Linked DNA regions of Mus musculus: all the other regions are linked to region 2. A link is a loop called in an ENCODE intact Hi-C map of the cell type or tissue named here. Cell type or tissue: left cerebral cortex. All regions are shown on one strand.

Evidence for each region. Hi-C counts contacts between places; a loop is a spot of excess contacts. Peaks named below come from ENCODE experiments on the same cell type or tissue, not always from the same donor. Only the 100,000 strongest peaks of a DNase experiment are listed, where the experiment ranks them.
Region 1: it touches region 2 in a loop (10-fold over the local background); 36 of 42 quality-filtered maps call a loop at or near these places.
Region 3: a loop joins it to region 2, with 5 times the contacts of the local background. A loop is called at or near these places in 6 of 42 quality-filtered maps.

Annotation. Positions count from the first base shown.
Region 1 is chr9:9,045,868-9,053,867 of GRCm38, forward strand. Arhgap42 (Rho GTPase activating protein 42) reads right to left here. Exons shown (of 24, transcript NM_001372563.1): 7 at 3,021-3,125; 8 at 638-767. Among named protein-coding and RNA genes, the nearest start is that of Pgr, 150 kb to the left of the region's middle. In left cerebral cortex, CTCF peaks have their summits at 3,543 (motif pointing right) and 5,473; DNase peaks (open chromatin) are centred at 918, 3,527, 4,122, 5,479 and 1 more place; H3K27ac peaks cover 320 bases.
Region 2 is chr9:9,370,917-9,378,916 of GRCm38, forward strand. No RefSeq gene overlaps it. Among named protein-coding and RNA genes, the nearest start is that of Gm22815, 74 kb to the left of the region's middle. In left cerebral cortex, CTCF peaks have their summits at 1,822, 4,562 (motif pointing left) and 5,917 (motif pointing right); DNase peaks (open chromatin) are centred at 1,832, 4,553, 5,928, 6,211 and 1 more place.
Region 3 is chr9:10,901,524-10,909,523 of GRCm38, forward strand. Cntn5 (contactin 5) reads right to left here and starts at 3,252. Exons shown (of 25, transcript NM_001170787.1): 1 at 2,962-3,252. It overlaps Gm32710 (a long non-coding RNA gene), which reads left to right and starts at 2,922. Exons shown (of 3, transcript XR_001779092.2): 1 at 2,922-3,161; 2 at 4,246-4,480; 3 at 6,253-8,000. In left cerebral cortex, a CTCF peak has its summit at 4,377; DNase peaks (open chromatin) are centred at 792, 1,837, 2,045, 2,485 and 4 more places; H3K4me3 peaks cover 4,254 bases; H3K27ac peaks cover 2,305 bases.

The DNA of each region.
Region 1 (8,000 bases), 330 kb before region 2:
CAAGCTGGCTGTGATAACTATTCTTGTTTGCCGACTTGAATATATCCATTATTAAAACCCAACCTGCAGGGTACACCTGAGGGATTTTTTTGATTGATTCATTTGAGGTGGGAAGATTCACCTTAAATCTGGACCATGGAAAAAGGATGCTTGCTATCTTTGTCAGCTTGCCCTGCGAGCAAGGTCAAGTTAATTTCTTCACTGTTATTAAAGCCTACTTCCTTGGGATTCCAGTGTATACTGAGGAGCAGCAGAGACATTCTGGACTGAGCAACTATAGGACCCTTGTTCTTTCCACTGAAAATCAGACATTGCTGGAATAGTTGGATCATAGCCTATAAGCCCCTCTTATTAATCTATCAAATCTGTTTCTCTAGATCCCTGACTAATGCACTAGCTAATGGGACTAGCCCCACTGGAAGAGCTCTGGGCTTGACTGACAGAGTCTGTCTACATGAAAAGGTGGAATGATGTGAGGGATGACATGAACCACTATGGGCATGAGTGCATAAACGTGCATGCAACCACACATGTGTCCACACACATGCAAACATGCATATACACACATGGACCCCACACACATGGAAAATAAAAAGTAAAATAAGAGAGAGACCTCAAGTCTGTCTCTGGGACTCACTTTTCTCCTGGACGTAAAGATAGCCCTCCATGGTCCACTGGCTGGGAGGTCTATAATCTTGATTGGCAGACTTCATCCTCTGCATCAGTCTCTCCACTTCTTGCCGAGTGCTTTCAAAGTTATTCCTTGTCTTAAGTGAAGAGAAGCCACAAACTCACTGAGCATTTTCCACCAGGTTTGAGGAAATTGTTGACTAAAGTTTTAAAACTGCCAAGGAGAGCAGGGTAACCTTCAAGTCTACTCAATGTAAAAGGAATCTGCTGTGCTGAGCTGTGTGCCTGCTCTGAGTCACTTTAGTAGAAACATCCCTGGATGACTCTGTGCATTTTTCTCTGACTCTTGTGTGTGAGAGACTTTCTAATTCAGATTCTGTGGAGAGTCCCAAGTTGGTGAATTACAGCAAATGAAATTATTGACCATCTGCTAGCTTTGGATTAGCTAAGATTAAAAGTAGATACATAAGAACTTAATCTCTTTTTTGAGGAAGAAAAAAATGATGCTTTTGATATATGTGACAATGAGCATGTTTAAAAGAAAATCCCTTCTTTTCCTAATGGCTTTTACTTTTTTTTTTTTTTTTAGAATTAAAGAAAATAACTTTGCTATAATGAACTCACAAATAAAAGTTTCACATGGATAGATTAAGGTGGCTACTCAGAAAACCTCAGCTCCAGAGTCTACCGCTCAGTGAAGTCTACAGCTGAAAGTCTTGTTAGAAAGCACTCACATGGTTTAGTTTCTGGAAGTACTAATACAGTTGTTAGAAGGCCAGTGTAAAACTTATTCACACAGAATGCAAGTTCTTCTTTCTTTTGAGAATAATAATTTATACGCTTGATAGTGCATTTGCTTAAGCTGTAGGAAAAAGAGTAAGGTTTTCTCGGAAAGACTCTGGTTTGCATTCAAAGCGCTTCACCCTAACAAAAGTGTGTCAAAAAATAAAGTCCAAAGCCTACTCCCAGAGCTCTCGGTGGATGGTCCATGAGAGGTGATCCTCAGAGAGAGTAGGGTCTTTATCTGGGGACTATCATGCTGCTTTATTCTTTTAACTATAAAGATTGACTGGGTCTTTCAACTGCTTCCTTTCTCCTATCCCAACTGAGGTAATTGTAGCTGATACTGAAAGAACTTGTAAAGTCTCTCTGGCATCTGCAATTTTGCATTTTATTTTATTTTACTGAAGACAGACAACCATCTTCTACATTGAAAAATAAAACAAACCAACCAAACAAACAAAAGACAAAAACAAAAAAACCACAGTGCAGACAAGCTAAAGGCAAAATTATTTCTGCTGGGGAACCTAAGTGCAAAAGCAGAAATCCAAACATGATGAGAAAAATCCAATTGCATAGCTCTGCAGGGACATGCCAGCTCAGTAGCACACTGTCAAGATTCCATGATGATGAGACCCAGATAAGCAGAGAGACACACACCTTTTACAGAAGACTAAGTGAAGGGTATTTTGGCTAGATTGCTATCCACTCAGGCATTCAGTGATTGATGACTCAACAGTAGGATTTTGTTCTTCCCCGGGTTTGAGGATGGCAGAAATGTATTGGCCAATTGTAGACATGTCACTATGTGTTCTGAGACCAAAAGAGCTAGAGGACATCACAAAATAAGCTGGTAGAAACGGATAATGTATAAATGGCGCTCATCTGTATGTTAAAGCAAGGCATTTGAATGCTTCAAAACTACTTTTAAATATTCTGCAAATAATTAATTGCAGGTGTTTTGCATGTGTTTTCAGAGATATTAGACATAGAACACGAAGCCAGAGACCTTCCCTTTGAAACTGGAGAAATCCTGCTTTCTCAACAAATGAGACTTGCCTAAAGCCAGCCAGTCCCTTTTGTGTTCCTGGCTTTGAGGAGTAACTGAGAGATGGAAGACAAACACACTGTGAGTCCCTGTGATGTTTTGGTATCTGCATATATTGTGAAATCATTTCTATAATCAGGCTAAGTAATATATGCATCACTACATGTATTTTCTGTCCTTGTTTGTGTGATGAGAAGAATTGAAGGTCCATTAAAGAAATTTCAGGTATATACACTGTACTAACTATACTCAGCACAGAGGATGTGAGAATCCCATTCACCCTGAGTCACCCACTAAGCTAACAAGATTACTACTAACTTGCAAGGACCCTGCTTTGTAATACTTTTATAAAACCCAGTAACATACATTTTTCTAACATGAAATCAGTTCTTCTTTGGCATATATTCACCTAGTTGCTACAAAATAAGTCATGAGGATGTCTGTAAAGAGGACTCCCTAAGCTACTGTGGTTTGCCACATTTACATAAGGTCTGGCTTGGTCCTAACTGAGTCACTTTGAGGTCATTGCTAAGGGATGGCAAAGAGGACAGAGTATCCTTACATTCTGCAAGTTGAATTGTAGCTGTTGCTTGTACGGTGCAAATTCCTGGGCAAGTTCATATCCCTCGTGGTAAAATGTAAACAAACCCTGAAGGAAGGACAAAAGCTGCAAAAGATAAAAACATGCACGTAAAAAAATCATAAAAATTTGCTTTTCTATATATGAAAAGACCATCCAATACAAAATATCAAGGTGATTATCAGTCATTCTAATTTCTCAAAGTAATGATTTTTGATCAATGCATTTAGCCATGGAAACATGGGTGTGAGGCAGAAACAAGAGGTCATTGCCCCTTCACTGTCTTTCCCTGAGGTCATGAACATGCATTGTCCGCTGCTCTACCTTCCAAATGCATCATCAAACAACCACTGGGGGCCGCTAAGGGGATCACAGAGAACTGGGAAAGGTCTCTAGACAAAACAGAAGGTGAAAAGGCATTAGATTTAGAGACTGGGCAGGATATCCCAGGAAGGAGCTGGCCACAGTCAATAACAATTTGTCCAGAGGGAGAAAAGAAAATTTACCAGCAGGTGGCAGTATAGATCCTGTTTTGACTAGGGAAGTCTATTCAAGGAGAATTTAAAGCAGATTAAGAGTGAGTTCGAGGCCAGCCTGGTCTACAAAGTTAGTTCCAGGACAGCCAGAGCTATATAGAGAAACTCTGTCTTGAAAAACCAAAAACCAAAAACAAAACAAAAAAAAAAAAAAACAAAAACAAAAAAAAAAAGAGTTGAGTCAGAACATAGGATCACATGATCATTTTTACTCTGAGCAAAATCTTCAGAAAAGAAATTTCATATTCCTAGCCTTGAAATAACAAATTCTTTTGTGCTTACATCTGTAAATAAGGAGGACTTATAAAATTATGGGATGAGTATGTATGTTACTAAGTTTATCTAGAAAAAATGATTCATTTGGTACTTTATATAATTGCCTGCAGTCTTATTCCATAGCCATAGCCACTGTCTCGGTCAGCCTACAGCTTCTTGCTGCAATAGAGTGGAAAATACCTTCAAAAGAAGCCTATACTGTACCATTTGTTATTTTTCAAATTAAAAAGAGAAAGGCTATTTGAAACCATCTTCTTATGAGAGTGGCTTCTCTCACCTCCTCTGTGTGGGGAGGCAGGAACACCCAAGAGTCATCCCATGTGTGTGTTGGGATTGCTAATTCGAGTATGAGCCGGATCTACTAGGGAATGATGACTTCATGCTTTTCTTTCAACATGCAAGTCAACTCCATTCTGAGTTAGGTTCATTTTTAGGAGTTTAACACTAAAAATAATTTCTTAAGTTTTTTTTTTTTCATTTAACTTAATTCTCCAGTTTAGAGCAAACTGGGGCTTAAAGCTGAATTTAAACACTTCCAGGTAGGCCCTGCATGTGTAGATCTAGACTTTTTCAAAGATTAAAAAACATTAAAATACTTCTGAAATGCCTAACTAACAGCAGTCCTCTGACTAGCCATTAGAAGAGCATTTTCTCTGTTGGCATCAGTAATTGGCCCACAGTGAAACTCTCCCACTGAGGATTAGACATCATAGGTAGTGGGTCATTTCAAAGCCATCAGAAGCCACCCAGTTAATTACATTTACAGGGAAGATATTTTTAAAACATTGCAAAAACCTACAAAATATCTAACACCCTTAAATCTACTTTTCTAATATTCTGACTTCTCAGAGTATGGGAGCGGGAAGGCATACTGTGTCAGAAATATCATGGCATCTAAATAGTGTGTGTGGATTCCTGGAGTCTAGCTTGAGGCTCTGGAGTACAGTTAGTTTATCTATTAAAAAATTAGATGCATACAGAAGTGTCACATGTTTGTCAAGTCACTCGAAAGGAAGTAATTTGATAGAGATTGTGGCGAGCCAGCACTCTCCACTGAGACCTGTTTGCTAATTGAGCTTTAAAAGTCATGATTCCAGCACTTCTGTCTCTCTGAGGTTGCTCTGTATCCTAAGCATTTCCAACACATCGACTGCCACAGACAGAAATCCCCCTGCCAGCCTCATTAGTGGGGCTGTAGAACGTCGTAATAGGAAGCATGCATTTTCTTCCAACACATTCTAAGCACCCAGAAGGGAGTGAACAATTTTATTGAAGCACATAAAAATTACATACCGAGAGATGGCTCAGAGGTTAAGAGTACTAGCTGCTCTTGCAGAGGATCTGGATGCTGACATCCAGCCTCCAAATGGCAGCTTATAACACGCTGTAACTCTGGTTTCCAGGGATTTAGTGGCCCTCTTTTGGCCTCCATGGGTATTAGGTACATATATGGTTCACATACATACATGCAGACTAAGCTTATACACACACAAAGTAAAATAAATAAATAAATCTGAAATATTAATTAATGGCACACCAAGAGCGGTCACCTTTTTCCTTGATGCTGCATTTCCTTGGAAGAAGCTTGGTAAAGTCTAAACAAAATGGGTGTGAAAGAAGAGTCCCTAGATGGCGGTAGAGCTCAACGTTTTAAAAAGGAGTGTGTCCATGTACAGGCTGGTGGCACACTAGACAGATGCCATGGTGGTAAACCAATGGCGGTCAGTAGAAAGACCCAGGGAATATGGACACCTGCCCTTCCCAGACCTTCGTCATCTTTGGTCAGTATGGGGGAAAACAAACAAACAAACAAACAAACAAACAAACAAACAAAAAGAAATAAGGCTTAAGCTCTCTATAGAGTAAATGTGACCTTCACAAAAATGATAATAAGGACTAATTGATGTATAATTTTATTTTACACTTAGTATTTTGTGTCTATGTGTGCATGCAGTGGGTGAGTGTGTCACGGTGCACATGTACAGAACAATCAAGAAGGAGTTGGCACTTTCCTTCTACCATGTGGGTTTTAGGGAATAGGGCTTGGTGGCAAGTACTTTTTCTCCAGATTCACATTCGTTTAGTACCAGGAAACTCTGTCACACTTTATTGTTTCCATGGTGTTTAGAGTTAAATTGTTATTTATTAGCCCTCAAACAAAACCAAAAGTCAAAACTTATATACATACTGCAATAAATTGACTGTCATAAAAAAGACCTGTGCCAAGAAGTTTAAGTGGGATGTCACAATTTGGGATAAGGTAAGGAGAAACACACACACACACACACACACACACTTCAAGTGAATGGAAGCTTCCATTTCCTCACAGTTCAACAATACTAATCATACTTGACATCATGACACCATGTTTTTAGATAATTTTTAGAACTAAATAAACGTTCATAATCTTCCCACCTATTGGTGGCCACTTGACTAAAATCCAAATGGATTCGTGGGCATGCATTAGCTACTCATCTCTACACAGACAACTCAGTGGGATAAAGTAAGATGATAGAGCGGGGGCAGTGCCTAGTAAGAGGCAGAACCAGCTGCAGCAGGATGCTCCAAAGCCCCTACTTCCCACAGCCACACACCAACTTCTCATAGTTCCACAACCTCTGGAAACTGGGACATGCATTAAAATACATGGGCATGTGGAGGACACTCCACACCAAAGTACATGTGTGTAAAAGGAAATGCAAGACATCTAGAGTACAAAGCAAATTGCAAAACTAACCATTTGCCACTGCCCTGAACTTGTATACACAAAATACTAAAGAATCCATTTTAAAGAAAACTAATAGAACTAATAAGCCACTTCTGTGAGATTAGTGTGCAAAGACTGAGTTTATACTGGCATACACTACAACAGACAATCTGAAATGAAATTAAGAAAACTCCCATCTTCAACTGCCTTAAAGGAATAAAATACTTACCAGCTAATTTGGTAAATTTAATTCAAAACTTATTTTGAAAACCATGAATGTAGCATAAATAAATTAAAAATTGAAACAAATAAAATCTCTCCCTTTCACAGTTTGAAGAACTTGAAACTGTTAAGAAGGTATTTTCTCCACATTGAAAGGCAAGTACGGTAAAATCAAAACCACACGTCACATCTTTGCAGAATCCAGAAATTGTAAATTCACATAGAATGGGAAGCAGTACTAGCTGACCAAAGAGCTCTTAGTAAAAATAGAGTAGGAAGGCTTACACATCTTATGTCATTCCAACTTAATGCCAGACAGCATAAATGGGCAGCTCACTGTGATGGGAACTGACAAACAGATACATATCAGTGACCATGGCAGAGTTTGAATGGCCACATTTGGTTCTCAGCTGGTAGCACTGTTAGGGAGGCTGTGGAACTTTCAGGAGGTGGGATGCTGCTGGAGGAAATGAGTCACTGCAAGTTAGACTTATGGTTTACCATCCACTTGGCTTCTAGTTCTCTATTCTGCCCAGATCTGAGCCATCTCCCACAGCTACCTTGCATTCTCTATCACAATGGACTGAGTCCCCCTAAACAGTGAACCACATATATCTTCCCACACACACCACAAATCTCTGGTTAACCAATGCTTCACAAGATTCTCAAGAGTCTCACAACTAGGGAATAAACAGGCATTGGTGAATATCTGAATAGATTCCCTCCCCACACATCAGGAACCTTATATACATACTGCAATAAATTGACTGTCATAAAAAAGACCTTTGCCAAGAAGGGTAAGTGGGATGTCACAATTTGGGATAAGGTAGGGGGAAACACACACACACACACACACACACACACACACACACACACACACTTCAAGTGAATGGAGGCTTCCATTTCCCCACAGTTCAAGAATACTAATCATACCTTTTGCCTGCCATCTGTGAACAAATGATTATAAATTTTCCTTTTGATACAACTAAGATCATATCATAGAAAGAGATACCTGAGTGTTTCCAGACAGAATGAGCCATAAGAAAGCTCAGATGTGGCAACAGCCCATCCCTAAGTCACTCTCCAGAAGGTACACAGATAAGAAAATACCATCCCAAGTTCAGACAAGGAATAATTGTACAGTTAGTGGGCAGAGCCAGAAAGACATGTAAATATGTGTGGAAGAAATGTACAGGGAAAATTAAATTGTCAAAATTTATG
Region 2 (8,000 bases):
GCTTAGCTCCCCTCTTACCCTACAGAGGGCAAGTACATGGTATGTGTTTAGTACTCTTCCTTCTCTGTGTGCCATAAATTATATCACCTCACAACCCACAATTCTGTCCATTTGCCTGTCCATCTTTAATAGCCAAGCATTTAAAGCACAAGGATATGAAAAGCTTTGTTATTACCATTATGATGGGAATCATCTCATCTGGTGAGTGTACAGACAGGAAAAGAAAGGAGATAAAGGGCAAAGTCTTATGGTCATATGCGGGACTGAAACATCTATCTTCTGCCTTCATGGGACCCTAACCATTCAACATTTAGATTTACTTTTTAAATTTAAGTGTGCGTTTGTATGTGTGTGTGTGTGTGTGTGTGTGTGTGTGTGTGTGTGTGTGTGTGTGTAGATGGCATCTGGGGATCAAACATGGCAGCAAGTGCTTTTACCAGATGTGCCATTGCTATTCCATAGGCTCAATGATGAATCCACGGTCCATATAGAGTTCTCAGACCCTGCAACTTAGATGGAAGCATCATACCAGGTGTTTGTCTGTCTGTCTGTCTGTCTGTCTGTATCTATCTATCTATCTATCTATCTATCTATCTATCTATCTATCTATCTATCATCTATATTTCTGGGTGATTGTTATTTCCTCTTTCTTTCTTTCTTTCTTCCTTTCTTTCTTTCTTTCTTTCTTTCTTTCTTTCTGTCTTTCTTTCTTTCTTTCTTTCTTTCTTTCTTTCTTTCTTTCCTTTCTTTCTTTCTTTCTTTCTTTCTTTCTTTCTTTCTTTCTTTCTTTCTTTCTTTCCTTTTTCTTTGGGTGGCATGTTTTCCTGGTTGTTCTGGAACTTGCTCTGAATGTTCTGCAGACCAGGCTGGCCTCAAACTCAGATATATGCCCATGTCTTTTTTCTGAGTGCTGGGGTTAAAGATGTGAACCACCAAGCTCTACTGAGAGATGGTTAATATTTTTTAAAAGATTGACCACAAAGCTTTGAGTATATGTTCATTCAGGAGCGTGCTGTATTAAATGTCAACCCAGGTATTGGGACTATTAATCTTGACTGTCAACTTTATTGGACTGAGAAAGGTCTGGATAATAGTTAAGTAATTTTAGTATGTCTGTGACAACATTGAGGGTATTTCCAGAGATGCCCAGATAATGAAGACTCTCACCTGATGAATGATTTAACCCTCTTATAGACTCCAACATGACTGGCCTATTAGTAGGTGGTAGAGCTGTAGAGGGTGGGCCTACTTGGATGATGGGAGTTAATGGGGGTGTGCTATGGGAGAGTATATTTTGGACTTACTCTTAATTTTACACTCTCTGTTTCTCTGGCACTATAATAGGAGTATCTTTGCTTGACTATGTTCTCTGTGTCAGGCTTGGTCTCATTTCAGGCCCTAAGTAATGGGACCAAATGATCATGGGTATAAATCTGAAGTTGTGACCTGAAATTATTTTTCCTGCCTTTAAATAATTTTCTCAGGTATTTGTTCCAGTGACAAAAAGGTCTAAGAAAAAAAAAAATCAGTTCTGGTTATATGATTTGGTTGCTACAATGCCAGCCAGAGGACTACATTGCATAGTCTCAGAAGCCAAAGGATAATCTAAAGAGTATTGTGGGTAAAAGAGGAGGGGTTTCAGGACCTAGGATATATAGCAAGCCACAGAGTGTCAGGGTGATATTTTCCAGTTGTGGAGGGCCACCTCATTTTTCTAGAAAGAGCCACAGGCCTTAGGGCTGTGCTTTTCAGACACATTCAGTACCATCAGTGGTGTTCCTGGGCATTGTGTGGATTACTCCAGCACTCCCTCTTGTGTTTCTCAGGGGATCAGGAGCTATGCCGCTGTCTCTGTGTGGCATTTCTCCTACAGTGTTTCTATTTAGTCACTGTTATGGGAAGCCCTGTTCTGGTTTCTCTTCAGTCTGTCTCTAATTGGAGCTGGTGAGCTCAACTCTGGCCAGACACAAATAGTTGATGTGTATGACTGAAATCAAACTGCCCATGAAGGCTGGTGTATACAGGCAGACAAGGATACAGTGCAAGTAACAACTCTATTTACAGGGAGAAGATAAACGACAGAACAAGTCATCAAACAACACTCTTGGCTGCTTTCTTCCCTACCCAGCTTTCCCAGTCCTTGAGGCACAACCCCGTGATCTCCTTGTGAGTAGTTAATTTTAGCCTGGAAGCTGTTGGAGAAGTTTGGAGTTAAGAGCAAATAGATACAATTGAGGCTGGAGTGTTTGCCCCTTTTTCTCTGATAGGAGAGACTGAGAGGCCAGAACACATACACCATGGAGACAGAGAGATGGTGTCATCATTTTGAATGCCATCATTTTAAAGCATTCACTTGGGCTTCCCTTTGAAATTGGGTCAACCCCTCATTACACATTTAATGGCTTCTCAAACACAATCTTGATGTGTTCATTGAGACCAGAGGAGAGAGGCCTTCCTAGTGTCCTTTCTATTTTGTGTTTCTCCAGGTTGATAGAGATATATGGTCAACTAAACCAGCCAATGCTGGAAGAAGAGGTGCAAAGTCCTTTCTACCTGGGTTTGCTGGGATGTTCCATCTCTACCATGCTATAGGTATTTGTGATGCTAGAGAGATTTGGTAAAAATGTGTGCTCATTGTTACTGAGTGACTGATTGATAAAAACTGCTCTAAATCATTATTGGCAATCAGGATTTTGTTGGCCTTTGGCTTAGTTTTTCTCCATATGGTTTAGGTTTTGTGGCTGTGTTTCTAGTTCTGAGTGACTGCAAAAAAGTGAAACATTAAGAAAATAAAAATAAAATATGATTTGAGAATTCCATCTATCCCAATTCTGTAAATAAGTATTTTTTTTAAAGAGATCAAGAGTATGCCTGAGGTCATGTCCATGTCTTTGTGTTATGCTGCTGCAGGAGGCCATACTGATGTGAGTGGCTTGCTCTGCTATCTGAGGCCTTGTGATATCTAGCCTATGCTGCTGCTGAGGGCCGTGTCTGGATCTGTGTTGATGTTTGTGGACCATGTTACCACTGAAGGCCACGTGGCTGTCAGTGGTGTGTGCTGAAGCCATGTGGATGCCCAGTTGTCGTGCTGCTGTTAGGGGCCATATTGAAGTGGATGGCCTGCATGGAAGGCCATGCTGATGTCAATGGTCAGGCAACCTCCGAAGGCCTTGTCTGGGTCTGTGGTTCTGCAGCATCAGGAGTCTATGTTTGTGGTCTGTGCTGCTACCAGAAACTAAGTGGAGGACATTCATCTGTGCTCCTGCTGACTGTAAAGACTGAGGACTACTTTTGCTGTGATTTTGATGATACAGGCACACAGTTGAGAGGGAGAGGCATGGCAGGCTTCTGTGGTAACCCCTACTCTCTCAATCCCCATCCCCACTCCTTAAATAAAAACCTAGACAGGAAGCCACCAAAGAGAACTCCTAAAAAGTGTGATGGAAATGAGAAAGAGTAACTCTTCACAATTGATGCCTTCTGGTGGGAGTGGGAGAGGAAGGTCTTGTTCAAGGACTTGTTTAAGGGGCAGTCCTCTAAGAGTTTGACCGTATGTTCGGTAGAGAACAAAGGTTGCTCCATCCCACCTTGAGGGATATACTGTGAACACTAGGAGAAAAGGGGAGGGAGAGAGAGTCAGAGTAGGGAGAGGAAGAAGAGAGACTGGGAGACATAAAAAGAGAGAAGGAAGAAAGGGATGGAGGAGACCAGGGAGATGGAGAGTTTGGGAAGGGGAGGAAAGGTGCAAAAGATGGGAAGCGAGAGAGAAGGTGAGGGAAAAGATAGAGGGGAGACAAGGAGAAACAAAGGGCAAGGGAGAGAGAGGAAAGAAGAAAGGAGAGAGGGACAGAGGGGGGAGAGGAGGAGACAGAGAGAAGGAAGCGGGAAAGGGACAGAGAGAAAGGGGACAGAGAGGAGGGAAAGGACGAAAGAATAGGGAGAAAAGAAGGAGGAAGAAGGCAGATTTATCATAACTCACCCCACGGACTCCCTAGCTGAATTCTACTTCCTTCTCCAGTGCTCAATTATTGGTTTGTTGTTGCTCACTAACTTTTAAAGTGTAGGCAGGTAGCCAGGTGTGGTAGTGCACTCCTTTAATCCCAGCACTCAGGAGGCAGAGACAGGCGGATTTCTGAGTTCGAGACCAGCCTGGTCTACAAAGTGAGTTCCAGGACAGCCAGGGCTATACAGAGAAACCCTGTCTCGAAAAACCAAAAAAAAGAAAAAAAAAAAAAAAAAGTAAGCAGGTGCAGTTGCAAATACAATTTGATGCATAATTGCCATTATTATGCTTGGCATTTGCAAATTTAATTCTAATTACAGAATTAGCTGCTGTCTTGTATCAGAAGGAAAAGAAAGTGTTTTAATTTAACATTTTAATAGGAAGTGTATGCATATTTACTAACTTCATTATGAAATAATCATCAAGCAATTTTTGACTATCTATGCCACAAAACACAATGAGATTTTTTTTTGATGGAAGATGCTATAGTCTTATTTTAATAGAAGCATGTTTTATTCACAGCAAACATTCTACGCTCAGTCCTTGGGTGCCCCCTTGTGGACATAAGTAGTGACTAGTAAAGCAGGTGAAAGCAAATGGGTTTTACATTTGCTCTGACTTAGCAGAGAGATATAGTGACAAAAGCATAGAATGCTTTCTTTTCTTAGTACCTTAGTGCAATAACCACATTATATGTCATATAGTATATGCGCACGTATAAATAAAATTTATTTATTTATTTATTTATTTATTTATTTATTTATTAAGGGTCTCACTCTATAGCCTCTTGGCTGGCCTGGAACTCTTTATGTAGGTGAGGCTGGCTTGAGACTCATAGAGATCCACCTACTCTGTCTCCTGAGTGTTGGAGATCAGAGACACCACAACTGGAAAACACCACATAGTATTATTGATAAGAGTCAGATGGCAAGTATGATAAGTATATAACATACAAATGTATATTTGTTGTATCAGATGGGTTAATAAAACATTGTGTACTCAGAATGTCCCTCAAGATATGAAAATCAATGGCTGTTATTGTAGAGGACCAGAGACAGATCCCAGCACTCACGCTGGCTGTCTCCAACTGCCTGCAACTGCTGCTCTACATGAACAGATACCCTCTTCTTCCTCAGAGGACTCTACATTCCTGTGCACATACCCACTATCCCTCTTATTAAGAAAATACATAAACACTAAGAAAACGCAACATAAAAGAAAACAGGAATGTGGAGACAGGAGAAAAACAAAGAAAGCCAGGCTTCTGTCTGTTCCCCAACAGTCAGAGGAAGAAACATCAGCACCATGTGAGTGAAATCAGCCCTTAGCCTCCTAAGCAACCTGCCCTAGCCAGCTAGGCAGGCTGGCCGTCCTTACTGAAGCAAAACAGTACAGCTTTCACGAGGCTTTGTCCAACTTGCGTGCTCAGTAAGTACCTATGCTACAGACTCCAATGAGCCATAGTCATTTCAGCCTTTGGAAAGATATCCTGGTGTGTGTGTGTGTGTGTGTGTGTGTGTGTGTGTGTGTGTGTGTGTTTGTGTTTGTGTTTGAGCGGTGTATGTAGAAGACAAGTACTTTTTACGTGCTTTCAAAGTAAATTATCACAGAGCACTCTCAGACAGAACCACCCTTCTCCCCTCTAAAATCAGAGACAATCCTTTTCTCAGATTTCACTGACTTAAACAGCTGCAGGAAAAATCTCTCTTCCTTCAACATCAGCTAATGCACAATTCTGAAACATTTTGCTATTTTATTAAAAGATGATGTGCGATATTAAAGTCATAGAGGGTGATCTGTATGTCAATGGTCTCAAATTCAAATTTGAATCTCAAATTCAATCCAGTTCTCACTTCCTGAAGAGAAAAGCTACTTTTGAAGTACTCAGAACCATTTAGACACACTAAGTTTTTCCCACAAGATGTCACTGTTGTACCAAAAAATGCAGTCACAAGTGTATTTTTCTGTCTCTGACCTTATTTTTATAAATTGATTCAAAAATATTCATATACAGGATATAGTCTTGAACCTAAGGACATCTATGAATTGATTAGATTTGTAGATACTCAGTAGCCCCTGAACCTGTATCAAGCAAGCATATCTTAATTGTATGCATCCAAAATATAAAACTGGTCATGTATAAATACACAGAAGGCTATAGTTGAGATGATTTACTAGACACATTTTCTGAGGGTGGTGGAAGCCCAATCATCTCACTGCATGTGTATGATACTCAGGTTGAGAGCATTAGTGGACTTAGCAGATCGAACAAAACAGGTTTGCTCACCCATCCTCCACATGCCACTGAGAAAATGAAGATTTATTCATTGTTGGGAAGAGGGACAATGATATCCAGTGGCCCCCAGCCCATCTTTTGTGAAGGGTCTGAAGATGTCAGGGAGATCAGAGACCAAAATCTATCTCAGCCACTGGGGTAATATCTGAGAGATGAATTCACTAGTGTGAGTCAGCTTTCTAGTTTGTAAATGGCAGTGGTAATTTCTCATGGTTTCTTCTGGAGTAAACTAAGACCGCAAATGTAAAGCAGCTAGAAGGGGGAGGTTGAGGCTGGAGTGATGGCTCAATGGTTAAGAGCACCTGCTGCTCTTGCAGAGAACTCAGGCTTGAATCTCTGCACCCACATGGCTGGTCACAGAAGTGTAATTCCAGTCGCAAGGAACAGATTCCCTTTTCTGGCCTCTTCTGGCACTACACACATGCGATATATGGACATACACGCAGGCAAAAATCTACATGCAAAACAATAAAAAGAAGGAAGAAAACATTTAGCGACAGTGGGTGCTTCTTGTTAATTCAGAGAGGAGACTGTTAATATGAATCACATTTAACACGTTGAGCATAGCCATAGTGTATGCTGAGGCTTGAATTGGCTTCACAGGTGTAGAATTCCTGTTCTAACACTTAAATATAGGTACAATGATTTAAGTACTTGGAATAACTGATAGTCTGGAATGAAATGGCCTTTATTCATGATTTTGCTTGTTGAATTCAGCTACTTATTTGAAGAATAAATGGCTCTGGACCTGCTTTTGTCCTGATTCTCCTCAGCTGGTGATTGGAACCAAAATTTGCCTTAAGTTTGGCAACTGAATTTAGTTAAACAGCATTTGGCTAATTGTTAGTCAAACTGTTGGATTTCTTCTTGTCTGGCCACAATGCATTGTATATGGCTCCTATTTTTAAGCCTCCATTAGCTCCCTAAGGATCCTAAGATAAACTGAAAACATGGCTGACATCTGCAGCCTGCCCAATTAGTCTAATCAACCTCAGATGACAAAGCCAGAATGTCCTTACACCAACTCATCTGCCACATGTCACAAAAGGAGGATCTGAGTCCCAGAGCCTGAATGAACTTGCCCAGTGCAGTACTTCTCCTGAGGTATTAACCAGGACTATTATTCAAGTATCTTTGCTCCCTGGCATCAGTTCTGAGTCAGGAGGACTCTGGTGTATTTCTTTCCACTCAAATACTCTTAAAGACAAAGGACAGGCTCTATCAGAGTACTCCAGAGGCCCCCGTCACCCAAAGCATCTAAGTTGTGTTTGCACAAAGATCTCATAAGTGCAAAGAAATCTTCATTTTTTGTTTAATATTTTCACTTTTTAATACTATCCAACCCCTTTAAATCTTTGCCAATAGCATTTTAGGCTGCAGCTCAGGCAAGGCCGGAACTCACTATGTTACGACCCTGGCCTTGATCTTTCCTTGATCCTCATGCCTCTGCCTCCTGAGTTCTGGAATGGCAGGCATACACTGCCATGATGGGCTTCTTTAGAATTTTAAAAATATTGCTGATAATTTTTACATGGCTCGTGGGCCATAGGTCATGGGCCAATGTGGGGCCAATGTGTTCTCCCAGCAGATGGGGACCTACTTTAAGAGCAGTAAGACATGAAACATTAGGCTCTTAAAACTCCAGGGTGTGCTCTGCAGTTGAGCAGCATCTGTTTCACCGAGATCTGGTTTGAAATGTGG
Region 3 (8,000 bases), 1.5 Mb after region 2:
AGTCTGATACTAATTGAAAAAATAATATATTCTATTTATCATAACCTACTAATCACATACATGGGAATATTCAATACTCTTAAAGAGCAGAGAGACTGGAAAAGTTCATAATGATCTTTAATTTTAATTCAAGTGTTAAGGAGTTTTATGAACTTCATTACTTTTAAAGTGAACCAGCTTCTAACGTGGACTTCTTGACCACAAGTGTTCAGGAAATAGACTTGCAGGGATGCATAGCTCTGAGCTTCTGACCAGGTTCCCTCCTGCTTTAAAGTGCTGAGAAGTTCATTAAACATCTTAAGCATCTCAGAAACATACAACTGGGTTAGTCCACATTTGTACTTTGAGGAATAAGAAAGAAAGGCTTATATATATATATAAGCTTTTGATACCAGAGTTTGAGAATCTAAACACATAAAGGCATATATGTTTTTGAGGAGAAATCAGGCATTTCTTTATATTCTAGTAAGAGCATTCAAATATATTTCATGTGTAATTACAATAATAGGTAGTCAAGTGTGTGTAATGGTGTGGATGAAGTAAATTGTAATAATGCACATATCTTAGCTGTATAGATTGTAGAACAGAGAGATTTTGGTGACATGGCTGTACTTCTATCTGTTATAAATTGTGTTGAGCAAGCCTAAATTCTATTTACCAAAGTCATCCTCACAGCATCATAGTTGGACAATTTGTCCTGATTTTATATCAGTCTTTACAGAAACATAGCTTTTGTTTCATCTACCAGTACGGAAAACTCCACAATGCCTTTGCCAGCACACCCCCCACTTGCTAACTTCTGATGAGCTCTCTGCCCTTCACTGACACCCTCTCTTCCCAATTGCTAAGTCAGCTTAACCAGCAAGCCACACTCCTACCTGCTACCTTGGAGGTAGTAAAGGTTCCACAAATGATCAAACAAAAGGACACTTAAAGAAACCTATAACAAACAAGTTACATTTTCCACTAAATTAAACTAATTAAAGTGCAGTTTAAAAATATTTTGGTGCACAGCTGATTTATAATGTTTAAAAAATAAGTATGTTCTATTTGTAAATTTTAAGTTTTTTTTTTCTTTTCTTTCTGATTTATTACCCAGTCACTACTAGGTTTCAGGCTCCCTAATGGCCAAACTAATTTTACAAACCTTGAGAAATTTTCAGGTATATCAGCCATCCATTCAAAAATTCCACAACTCTTTCTTTCCAGATACTTTTCAAAAGTACGTGAAACTCCCAGAATCAAGCCAAAGTGGAACACTCAGTTCATCATAGCACTCATTTTCATTTTCTAACTTCGAAGTTTTCTAATTTTCTATTTGCTTGCATATGAAACCAGAGAGTGGTCTAATACAATTTATACTCTGATAGTTTTCAGAAGTTTTAGGTAACATTAAGGTGTTTACCCTTCCTTAATTCGAAACACCAGTCTTTACACTGAGCAGTCTGTTTATCTAACCTCTTTTACATCTGGTGTTCCAACTAAGATAACTAGTCCAAAAAAATTCTTCTATATTACATTTATTGTTTTAACTTTTGAGTCTTAACTGTATTCCTTCTACCACTAATTAGATTGAGGTGACTTTTTACATAATACATCCACTGTTTTAGCCACTTTGTAAAATCTATTTGTATATAGTCATTGACTGTTTATCATCTCATCAATATAAGCATGCCTGCCAAGCTTAAGACTCAGGCTTTGCACTGTGAAATACTAAAATGCTTCCAGCATGAAATGAGAAATTATGGGAAGCACGACAGGTGAGTTGTTCACCACTGGCCACTGACACTTTGCAAGCATTTCTTCCTGTCTTAGTCTCAGTTTAGTCTTGGTGTTAATCAGGATGCAGAACTTATAGCTTGCAGTGACATTTAGAGGTAATCCAGAAGGTGTGCTGCAGCCCAGTAGCAACCAATTACATTTACAACACTTTGTAAGCTTAATTCATTGTTTCTTTTTTAAATGACACTGCTATTTTAAGGTTTGCTACTGTTTTCATTTCTTTCTCATGGCTAAGACTCAGAATCAGAGCAGAGAGCTGAATTACCTAAATGACTTCTTTTCATAAAAGCATGTGAGCTGTGTATGGGTAAAGCCTCACACACATCGTACTATTAAAGCTCTCTTGCAAACCTGTCCTACAATTACCATGCTTTTGTCTTACTTATGCTAATTTTACATAAAATTATTCTGAAATATTGATGAATTCTTTTTCTTTTTGGAATAAAATAAATTTAAGCAACCTAAAAATTTTCAGGTTGTCATAGCAATCCTCAGCTTACTGAACATCATAGTCATAGAAATTGAGAAAACACTCTCCCCACATCCCTATAAAAATAAGAAACTGGGAACATATATTCAGCAAACATCTATGCACAACACGTGGGGGAGATCACTCAGCATAATTCGAGGTTCCACTTTTCTCAGTTTCCCAAACTTTGCAGAACTCTGCTTGCATCTCTCCTGCATTTTAACAAGTTATTGCACCACTACATGCCCAGGTATTCTGTCTGTATTCTCAGTTATTCGGTCTATGAGATTCTCAGCCATGACCTGACAACACCATTTCATTTTTGTCTTCCAAAGCATTTTATTACTTTGGTAAGAAAATATTCTTATCCCTCCTGACATTTGCCATCCAAAAAGCATACTTGCTTCTAGTTTTTTCCTCCTGTTTCCGGTGGCTTTATGAAACATACAATAGGTTTTACACTTGCTTCAACTTTTCAACATCAAATCCCAGCAGAGAAAAACAAACAAACAAACAAAACAAACAAACAAACAAAAACCCACTGTTTTCCCTGTCTTTAAACATGCACCAATGAACAGTTTTTACCTCTGGCAACACGACGAGGAAGGATGGCTTTGCAGAAGTGATTGTGTCAAAAACCCTAAGTGGCTGGGAACCAAAGTGCAGCATCACAGGCAGCAATCACCAGCGAAGGAATGCCAGCCACTTACCAATGAGACGCCAGCTGCCTCTGTTCATTTTGGTGATTCTCAATCCTCATCTTCCATCCTCGTGCCCTGGACACACCTCAGGTGGAGCAGTTCCTTAGGTGCTCCACAGCCTGTGACAGAAGAGAAATCGCAGAGTTCTGAGTCCTTCACTGGGAATTTTCCTCTGGTTTGCCCTGCCTCTCCCAGCAGAAGGGACCCAGGTGAGGCATCCTCCTGACTGCCAGCTTTAATGGCACTTGGCTGCCATCAGTTGCGTGGGGCGGAGTAGTTGAGAGATGCAGGCAGGTGCAAGTGGGCGCCTCCTCCCGCTGCTGCTCCGGGCTCGCGCGCGGATGCTCCAATGCGTCCACGCGCCCCGCGCCGCGCGCCCTGACTGGCTGGGTCTCTCCCAGAGTGGCCCGCGCCCCTCCCGCTCCGCGCTGTCACCGTCGCCAGGCGCCTCACTGCTTTGCGCTGCAAAGGCTCATTTAGCATGTCCCTGCCTGTAAAAGACTGTATGCCTCAAGCAGGGCTTTGGATTTCTTTCTTTTCTTAGAAGGTACTCCCCTGGCATCACTTGCTAACCGATTCCCTCCCCATCTTTTTCTCTCCAAAGTCATGAAGGCTGTTCCCATACCTGGCCACCTCTCCACTGAGAGCTAACAGTGCTGGCAGAGTCTGGGTCCTTTCCTCCCTTGGCCTGCCACTGTCCCTGCTGATTGCCAGGCTGTGTTGATAGCTCAGACAGCCAGAGGCTCAGATTCACTTATGTGGGCTCCAGAGCAGAACTGGCACTTGGGAGAGTGTGGTTAGGTTCTAACTGGGAGGCAATTCTCTTTTTTTATGTATACATGCGAGTTTCATCTAAGAGTGCTGGGATAGGGGGTGTTATTACTTGTCCTTGGGAGTGATGAGTGGGGTAGTGGTTTAGAGTCAGCTCTGAAACAGCAAAAGAAATAGCAGTTTGTTATTTTTTGTTGTTGTTGTTGCTTTTTGTTTTGTTTTTGTTTTTGTTTTTGTTTTTCGGAAAATGTCAGTGTCCAGAAAAATCACATTGGAAATCACAATGTCCAGAGTTGAAAAAAAAAAAAAATTGCCTAGATAGTAAATCTGCGGTGACAGCTTTAGTGTCATTGTTCTTCAGGTTTCTCCACTTTCCCTGTCTTTGAGTGCTCCAGTTTCATGTGTGTGGTGGTAATCCAGTATTTATGAAATACATTTTGTTACATACATTTTGTCTCCAACTCCATGTGGCTTGCACCTGTACGTGACAAGTCTGGAATCACATACTCTCTTCTCTGCCAGCCTATCTACACTTGGAACTCTGCGTGAGCTTTGGGCTGCACCTGAACCAGGAGGCACACGCTATTCACATGTGTGTGCGTCCAGCCCAAGCCTGCGTTCATCTGGATGGATCCTCTCCGCATGGCTTTTGCCCCCAGTGGCTGCGAGAGGCTGTAATTGGCAAGGAGCACAGAGCCAGTAGCTGGAAGCCAAGATACCACTGGAGCTCTCTGATCCCGTTCTTACAGCTTTCCTGGTAATTAAAATTAGTCGTTTTCCTGGTCCTTGGCTCTTTGCACATGTTATGCAAACATCAAGACTTTATTGAATGGGTACCCTCAGGATGTAGATTCGCTTCTTTCTCCACAGCAAAGACAATTAATGTGTATTTGCATTTAATGCTTCTCTACCCTTCCATACTTTTTATTTTCTTGTTCATGCTTTCCAGTAATTAGGTTATTTTCCTTATGTGTTAACCGAGGGATAGTTTGGGAGAGGCAAGTTTTCTGGGCGGCTTCTCTGCTATGTTGGCTCAATGCCTACAGCAGGCTGTTGTTTAGGGGAAAGAATCTCCAGAGTTTTATAAGCTCTTTAAATATACTGCAGACTAGATTCTGAATCTAAAAGCTTTAAAGCTTTTTCAAAAATTGTACAATGAGGTTTTAGCTATCAATGTTTGTTATAACTGACCACTTACAGCCTTCAGGTCTTGGAGTCTGAGCATGGTGATGCTTCACTATAGTAGATATACTGTGGGGGATCTGTTGCCTTTGTTATCTATTTCTGGGTCATTAAATCCTTTATTTTAATATCTGCTTTCAACTAACCTTGATCCAGAAAAGATGAAAGTTGACTTCTAGAAATGTATTCACTAAAACAATAAATACTGAATGTATCCCAATAAATCAAGGCATGAGATCATGAAACACCAGAAAGCATGAGAAAATTTGGTAAGGCCAGAAAGAACAGTGATGAAGAGGTTTAATCTGGCTTTTCTTACAAAGAATACTTCCTTTACAACACATTACCAGACACTAATGGTGAGAGGGATATATGCAGTCTTACAGTTAATAAGTAACAAAATCTGCCTCTCAAAAGATGGATGAGAGCCAGGTTTGGTGGTACATACCTATAATCTCAGCACTCTAAGAGCCTCATGCAAGACAATCATGAATGTGGGTACAATCTCGATGACATAGCCAGGGTTCATCCTGGACTATTTAGCCAGGCAGTTCTCAAATCAATAAATTAAGGAAATAAAAAATAATAATGTAGGTGGATTAAATCTGGCTCCCATTAAACAAAATAAATTTGTGAGTTAGACATACTGTAAGTTATTGTTTAAGCATAATGTAATAACGTAATATAAGATAATATTCTTTCTTTTTGAAATCTCCTGATCATTTGAGAATGAGAAAGATGTGGGGTTTGGATTAACTAGTGATGTAAGATTTTTTTTTCTCTTTGTGCAGACCGAAATGGCAGCTTCTAGTCATTACTTAGGACAGACAAATTTACTCAGTTATCTTTCTTCAGAATCTACACTGATTTTTGCTTCTTTATTACTTACACTGTTTAACAAATATATCGTATATTAATATGCATACATATTAATTTGTCTAACTTCATCTTTCTGAAGTAAAGCTTAGAATTTTGGTATCATGGAGCTTATTTTATGCTGTCTACTTTCTATTTTTTCTGAGAACATGAAAGTTATGTTTATTATGTACATAGTTGCACTCTGTCATAGCCACAGGGCTGGCATGTAAACAAAGAGAAACAGTGATGCTGAAAGTAAGAGTCTGTCCCTTTGGGTGAAGAAAGACTAACTTATGCTTTCTGAGTACTTATCAAATGGGCTCACAAATATCACTGTGCTTTTTCTATTACTATCATGTAGAATCTTTAAAATTATGGTATTGACTTAAGATGTTTAAATGCATGGAGCCATGCATGTCTGTTTATAAAACTGTAGTGCTGCGGACTTAATAAGATAGTATTAAAACATCACATCTCTCTATTTCACAGGGTCAGCAACACTTTGGATGGATCAACCCATTCTCTACCTTGATAAAATCTTGAACACTGAATGAATTAAAAGTATTGTTTCCTTAGTAAAGCTTTCAAAGCCTCCCTTATAGCACCTCTATCTAGCTATCATGCTGCCTTTTTGATCTTGTTGTCTAACTGCCTTTGTGTAAATGTCTTCATCTTTTTGTCTTCTAGTTTGCAGTGGGTGAACAAACAGATGCACTGCAGATGTGTCCTCTGTGCTATGCCTAAGCTCTTGTCTTGCTTGTGCTACAAATAACTTTCTTTACATCACAACCTTCCTATATTGTTCCTTACAATGCATTTGCTTATGTGAGGTCCTGAGATTCAGTTAAGTGATCACAATTGTTATTATATTATATTGTATACTACCACATAGCACTACAAATTGGCAGCAAGTCGGGGTCTCTAGTCACTTAGTCATGTGGGTTCACTGGTCCACAAGCTTTGCCCTTTATGACTGTGTTTTCTATTTGCATTGACTATATTGTTGTAATCTTTTGAATAATGTTGTCAGTCAAAGTGGAGGGCAGATGTGCTCAAGGAAAAATACAGTTAAGGAAATAAAATAAATATTACATTATCAGTTTACATCAATAAGTGTGAATTAAGTCAACTTTTATTTAAAATGAGCAAACATTGAGGTTTTTAATTTTTGTTTAGGTTTATAAAATCAGCTGTCCTACTAATGGAAGCTGATTTCTGGAAGCAGAATAGACAAATCTTAATCAGGCTTTGAGAGCCTGTCAGTTTAATTAGCAGCTGTTTCAGCAATAGCAGCGAAGAGCGTCACCTCTGCTGTGAATGTCCAGATACCAGTTACAACTGCAACTGTAAGAGGAGTAATGTCCCAGCCCTCAGGCCAGTGCTCTGCTGGCAGCGTCCTAATTTCCACATACATAGAATGCCAAAGTTCCTCTTCCCCTGGGTGCAATGCATGCTCTGTGACACCATGGTCTAGTAAAATATTATTCCTCCTTAAAAACAGAAGGAGGAGGAGGAGGAGGAGGAGGAGGAAGAGGAGGAGGAAGAGGAGGAGGAAGAGGAGGAGGAGGAGGAAGAGGAGGAGGAAGAGGAGGAGGAAAAGGGAACTGAAGAAGCAAGACAAAAGAACAGATTCCCCTAAGATGTTGGGAAGAAATGTTGAGAGTACTAATTTTCAGTTTGCTTTTACTTTTAATTCAGTAGCATCCTTTGCTGTTTCTTTATTCTTGGGACAGCTTTCAAACTTGATGTATTGATGCTGTACTTTTTGTGGAGACAAGCATTCATTCTATATCCCTGGGTGGTCTTGCAATTGCTGTATAGCCCAGGCTGGCTCATATCCTCACAACCCTCCCACTTCAGCCCCTCAAATGCTGGGATTGCAGGTGTGCTCCACTACATTTTGTTTCCCAAGTTTATGTTCAAAGCTGGCTATGTTCTCCTTCTTATATAATTCTCTCATCAATATCTTCCCATATAAAACTGTCTCAATATAGAGAGAAATCTTTTGGGATCCCATATGCCAACAAGCTTTCCCGGGTTAGGGTAAAAGTCTTCAAATATTTCCTGTATCAGTTAAGTGCTATGCCTGTTGCCTAAGGGCTGCCACGGGTGTGCGGGTACATGGCCATTTCCCCTTACTCATGGAATCTTCAGCAAGCCCACCCTCATTTCATCTCTTGACATTTTGGTTCACAGGAAAATAATCTTCCATTCAAAGATTCACTGCCACACCTGTC